Regions from separate parts of the Homo sapiens genome. Here region 2 is linked to region 1. The links are chromatin contacts, found by Hi-C in ENCODE. All regions are on one chromosome and are shown on one strand. Each heading gives the region's core, a stretch centred on a gene start or an enhancer-like site at or near the end of the contact. The rest is flanking DNA. Distances are from core to core; before and after follow the strand shown. Region 1 holds the start of DPYD (dihydropyrimidine dehydrogenase). Region 2 holds the start of SNX7 (sorting nexin 7).

Region 1 (2,700 bases), core at 101-2,600:
CAGATGAACAACTATTTGTTAAATATATCATATTGCTCAATATCAAAAAGTCAACTCTCCAAAACAGAAACCAAAAGTAAACTAACCAGAGATGTCCACATAATACACTTTGGCTCTTGTTACTAAAATGATTTTTCAAACCAAGTTATGGAGCCTGGAGAAAACAGGACTACTTCCTCCCAGAATATAAAGTTTCTTCAATTACGGAGGCAAAATGTGGCAAAAGCAGCTATTTTGCAAACAGGTGGTTTGCAAAACTTTTACTTAAGCCGCCAAAAGGACTGACGAAAGGAAAATTTTGTTATTTCTAAAGAAAACACACACACACATAATTTTCTACCAGAGTAGAAGACTCAAATAAAGAAAAGCCCCAAACAAAACAGAAAACTAAAAATCAGTTTGTCTTAGCTCAAAAGTGCTGACCTAGGTTTAGTATGTGTAAAATCACTGTTGATAATTAAATCCTTTTCATCGCATATATTAAGATACTAGAGAGAAAGGAAATGCCATGTCGTTTCAGGTAGGACCTTATTTACATAAAAAAAGATTTTTTTTAACAGAAACGGAGTGCAAGAGGGAATCAAAAACCGTTGAGAGGAGAGAAAAATACAGTTAGTTTTTCTGAGGGCACTGCATTTTTCATGTTCTGAATACTTCGTTCCATTCTCTCCATGTTAAATTATTTCATAAACAATACTATGACTAGAGGCGACTGCTACAGCTGACACACAGATGTTTTATTTCTATGCTTCACCTTTGCAAATAGCAGGATTCAGCTATTGGAAATGGGGGCAGTGGAGGTGTCCAGAAACGACATACAGGAGGTGAAGGGGTAGAACGTGTGGGAAATGGGCACTCCTACCCCCTAGAGTCCACCTCTCTGGAACTCCAGTGCTTCTTCAGTCACTGACATTCAGAGGAGGACAAGACAGGCTTCCTGAAATCTCTTCCGAAGTAAACAGGTCCCGACGCAAAGGGCAACCCCTCCAGTAGCGGAAAGTCCTCCCCTGAGCTCCCCGCCTGCCCACGCGGGCCTGTGGCTCCGCGCTCCTCCGCTCCCCCGCAGAGCTCCCACGGGGGAAACTTTCCCGCGTCTCTCACTCTCCGGGGTGCGGGGGCCGCGGGGGCCTCCCCGGCACCTACCCGCAGAGCACTCCCCACCACCCCGCCACCACCGACGAGCCGGCGCGAAGTCCGTACCTCGATGTCCGCCGAGTCCTTACTGAGCACAGGGGCCATGGCAGTGCCTACAGTCTCGAGTCTGCCAGTGACAAACCCTCCTTGCGTCCTCAAGCTCCAGCCAGAGAGCCAAGTGACAGCAGCCGGAGCGCGAGTCGAAAACAGGCAGACTAGGGCCGGCGGCGCGGGGGCGGAGCGGGCGCGGGGCGGCAACGCCCCCGGGGCGGGGCTGCGCTCTCGGTCCTGCGGCTCCCGCGCCAGGCACGGCAGCCGCAGCCCGGCCTTCCCAGTTCAGCCCGCTCCGCGCCCCAGCCTGCAAGCAGAAGGGAGGGAGGGAGTAGAGCACCCGCTCTGGGGACTGGCCTTTAATCTCTAAACTGCTAAAAACAGAGCTAGGCAGGCGGGGCCAGATAGGAGGGATCCCCAGGCAAAGGTAAAAGCAGTCCGCGCTCCAAGCAACAACTTGCACTTTTTCTTTTCTTCCACAGAAACCCCGCGAGATGTAGATACATTGTTTGAGGGGCAACTGCATTTTCAGGAACTCCTCAAGGATGAAATAGTAGATGTTCCTCCATCCATCCACCAAGTAGGTGGGCGGGGTTTGAGCTGCAGTGGAGGATACCAAAGCACCGGTCTTCTGAGAGTTCACAGCCCCAGCGGGGAGGGGAGGGAGGCGAGCAAAAACATCCACAGCCCGCAGCAGCATACAGGAAGTGCTGCAGGTGGTACATAATCAAGGTTGTCTTTTTGCAGGAAAGTCTCATTTTAATGGTTATTTTTTTAAATATTTTTTATTCTAAAACGTGAAACTCTTTTGAAAAGTTGCTCTTCGTTTTTGCTCTAGAGCTTGCTGAGGAGAAGGGAGAGATTTCCTGTAGAGTTGGTCCCAATCCAGAAAACATTCACCTCGTTTTTTGAGGATATGTGTACTCCAGACCTCTCTCCTTTTCTCCCCGCCCCCCCCCCACCCCTGTTAGATGCATCCCACCTCTCTTCTACCATAACACTTTCTACTTCCGTTAGGACATTTGCGGCACTCCTTCATGCACTTGGCTAGGTAGTGACACCTTGGAGTCAAGTATTTCTCCCTTATTATTTTTTCATTAGTCCATTCATCGTTTTATTCAACGAATATGTTTATTGAGCATTTTCAATATGCCAGACACAGACACTGTGCTAGGTTCTCCGGATATAGTCTTCAAGAATACACATCACTGTCATGGAGATTATACTCAAAATAAGCAAGTAAGAAAATGTGATGCCTGCTTGTAAGATAAAAGAAAAATAGGACAGAATAACTAGGGTATGGGTACCTTGCGTGGTTGAGAAGGCTTCTCTGAACAAACCATCAGATTACCTTCCAGAACCTGGAAATTACTAAAAGACAGATACATTTTTCTTGAATCAAATATTAACAGACACTAGAAAGTTAAATGGAAACCTTAGAATCATCTTTGACTCCTTTATCCTTATTGCCTCATTTAATCTATGCCCAAACTCTCAGAAGTCAACCTCCTAAAT
Region 2 (2,700 bases), core at 122-2,621, 740 kb after region 1:
GAAATTAGCAGAGAGCATTTTGAGAGTACATCTGATACTGTGGTTAATACATATCAGGATCCTCAACCTGAAAATGTTATCATTTACTAAGGAATGGAAAACTTGTACATGAAACAAATACAATCTGCAAGATGGAATAAAATTAAATGCTAAATTGAGAACAGACTGTCATTTAGAAAGTCTTTCTGAAAGAGATGGGACTATATTTAATTTCTGAAGGATGGGCAGGAGATGGCATTTAAAGTACAGAAATCATCAAGCACAGAAACAAATGTGGATACTCATGGGGCAGTGACCAACCTGACTGAAGGGTGGGTGCACGTCTGAAATCAATGGGAATACATTTGAATGATTAGGAGATAATATATTATTAAGGCCTTGCCTCTAATCAGAAATAAAGATATTCTCTATTTCCCCAAATAAGGAATTCTTACATAGAGCTTAATGTATTTAAAAATTTTTAAATGGGCCTACAGAAAAGAGGTGGGGCTGACGGAAGTAAATAAAACCTGAAGATAAATTAAAGAATATATCAACGTGGGCAAAATTTTCCATTAGTTTTGGAACTTAGTTTTGTTTTTGAATAATAAGCAGTTAAATAATTAAAGCTTTGCCTTGGCAATGCAAGGACTGAAGATTATTTCTCGGTGGCAATTTTCCAGACTTGCTAGTTGTCCTTGGGTCTTGGTAACATTCTGCTCATTAACTTCAGGAAGACGTCCAGGAGTAAAGATGCATTTGAAAGTGGCTGAAAATAGTTTGTAAAGCTCAGCTTTCCTGGCTCGACAGTGAAATGACCGCACAGGCCAGTCACTGGGTCAAAAATCAATTAACAAAACGGGAAGTTTTCATGTCTTTATTTTTACATTAGCTCGAAAATCACAACCAAGAAGAAAGGCAACCACTGAATACAGGAAATACAGTATTGTTATTGCTGTTTTTTTTTTTTCTCTTGGCAAGGCTGGGTCGGGTGCCTTCCAGCCTCGCTGTGGATCCCGCGAAGTGGACGGTTCGCTTCGTGGCTTCTTCCCAGACCCCGCCACTGCGGAAACCGTCACTCGGTGGCCCCCGACTGGGTCAATGCGAGGACGCCCACCTCCTACCTTTGAGTCTCTCCTCTTCTCCAGGGTACAGCCAACCCTTTCTCCAACGTAGCCGGAGTCCGAGAGTCCCAGTTCCGCCCCTCCAGCCCGCCCCAGGCCAGGTGGGGATGCGCCCGGCCCGGGCCAGCGCTGGTCCCGGCAGTTCCGCGTCTGCGCAGCGGGCGAGGGGCTGGAGCGGGGCCGGCCGGGGAGGTGCAGGAGACGTGGGAGCCAATGGGCACGCTCGGGGGAGCCGGGCTGGCGGCGGCGGTGGCGGCCGGCTGGGCGCGCACTCTCGGGATGGAGGGCGAGCGCCGGGCATCGCAGGCGCCCTCCTCGGGCCTCCCGGCCGGGGGCGCCAACGGGGAGAGCCCGGGGGGCGGCGCCCCCTTTCCGGGCAGCAGTGGCTCTTCCGCCCTGCTGCAGGCGGAGGTGCTGGATCTGGACGAGGACGAGGACGACCTGGAGGTGTTCAGCAAGGTGAGGGCGGCGGCGGCGAGTCCCGGGAAACTTCCAAGGCAACTCCGGGCGTTGCCAGCATTGCGCCGACGGCTGCCTCTGGCGCGCTTGCCCTCCCGGGGCGGTGGCTCTGAGCTGGGGACGAGTGAGGTCCCCCGGGCTGCTGGACCCCGCCTGCCAGCTCTGGCCGCACCCGGGGCCGCGTCGCCTCGGGGCCTCAAACCGCAGCCGCTCCCTCCTCCGCACTTTGACCTTCCGTTCGGCGGGGCTGTGGCTTAGTGGAGTCTGCAAAGTTGTGATTTGTTTTCCCTTTCTGCTTCTCTGACACAGACATCTTCCTCGCGGCAGCTCCCGAACCTGGGAGGCTGGTGGCTCAAAACCGCTCCCGCCAGCTGCTTTTCGGGCGAGGCCAGCCCTGAACTCTGGGAGAGCAGCCAAGTTTAGAGAAATTATTCTTAATTTAGTGTTGTTGCTTGTGGATTTGAGACTTGGGTGAGTCTCGGGTCTTGTGGGAATAGGTTCTAGGAAATCTCCCTGAACAGGAGAAAACGGTTGTTTCTAACAGGAAGCTCCTCCGCTGAGGAGCTAAGGATTTTTCAGATGGTCAGCTACTGCCACCCAACCCACAGCCAGTGCTTTCGTTTTTCCTTGCCCCCGGGAAATTTAGGACCAAAGGCTCTTATTTGCTTATTTTACTGTTGGAGGGAAATTGACTTGTGGGGGCTAGTGGTAGACTTTTGGTACGTGTAGACTGGTGTTTGTAATTTCTTAAAGGGTTTTAGAAAAGAAAAATACCTTTCTTGCAGGGAGGTTGAATGTCACTCCAGTTTCTCAAGTTGCTGCTGAGAGAAGACCTGAGTTCAGATCACAACGCTGTATTCATTACTAAGAAGCCTGTTCATTTTAACGTTACCTGGAGATATTAGGTAAAGCAAACGACCTACTTAACCACCGCATTTACTCTGGGAGAGCAAACCAAAGTTAGGAAGTGACCATGCATACTCTGACTCCAAAGAGGAGTATATAAAACTTATTTCTACTTCGGTTTAAATGGAATGATAGGCCCAGGTTTGTATTCCGAATATTTAAACAGACTATCACAGTTTTGTGCTCTTGACTTTTCTGTTAAGTAGTAAAACAATGGAATTATTTTATGTTT

What was found. Hi-C counts contacts between places; a loop is a spot of excess contacts on that map. Pooled maps may share reads with other maps.
Region 2: a map of ascending aorta shows a loop between it and region 1 (2.5-fold over the local background). The contact joins the promoter of SNX7 here to the promoter of DPYD in region 1. A Hi-C loop is called at or near these places in 1 of 168 maps with a recorded cell type or tissue (ascending aorta), 1 of 37 single-sample maps with no recorded cell type and 5 of 50 pooled maps.

The regions. Positions count from the first base shown.
Region 1 is chr1:97,919,684-97,922,383 of GRCh38, forward strand. DPYD (dihydropyrimidine dehydrogenase) reads right to left here and starts at 1,351. Exons shown (of 23, transcript NM_000110.4): 1 at 1,201-1,351. The coding sequence starts at 1,239. RefSeq lists a silencer at 1,157-1,556.
Region 2 is chr1:98,660,350-98,663,049 of GRCh38, forward strand. SNX7 (sorting nexin 7) reads left to right here and starts at 1,372. Exons shown (of 9, transcript NM_015976.5): 1 at 1,372-1,562. The coding sequence starts at 1,383. It overlaps SNX7-DT (SNX7 divergent transcript), which reads right to left and starts at 423. Exons shown (of 1, transcript NR_189290.1): 1 at 1-423. RefSeq lists silencers at 1,174-1,313, 1,334-1,453, 1,684-1,753.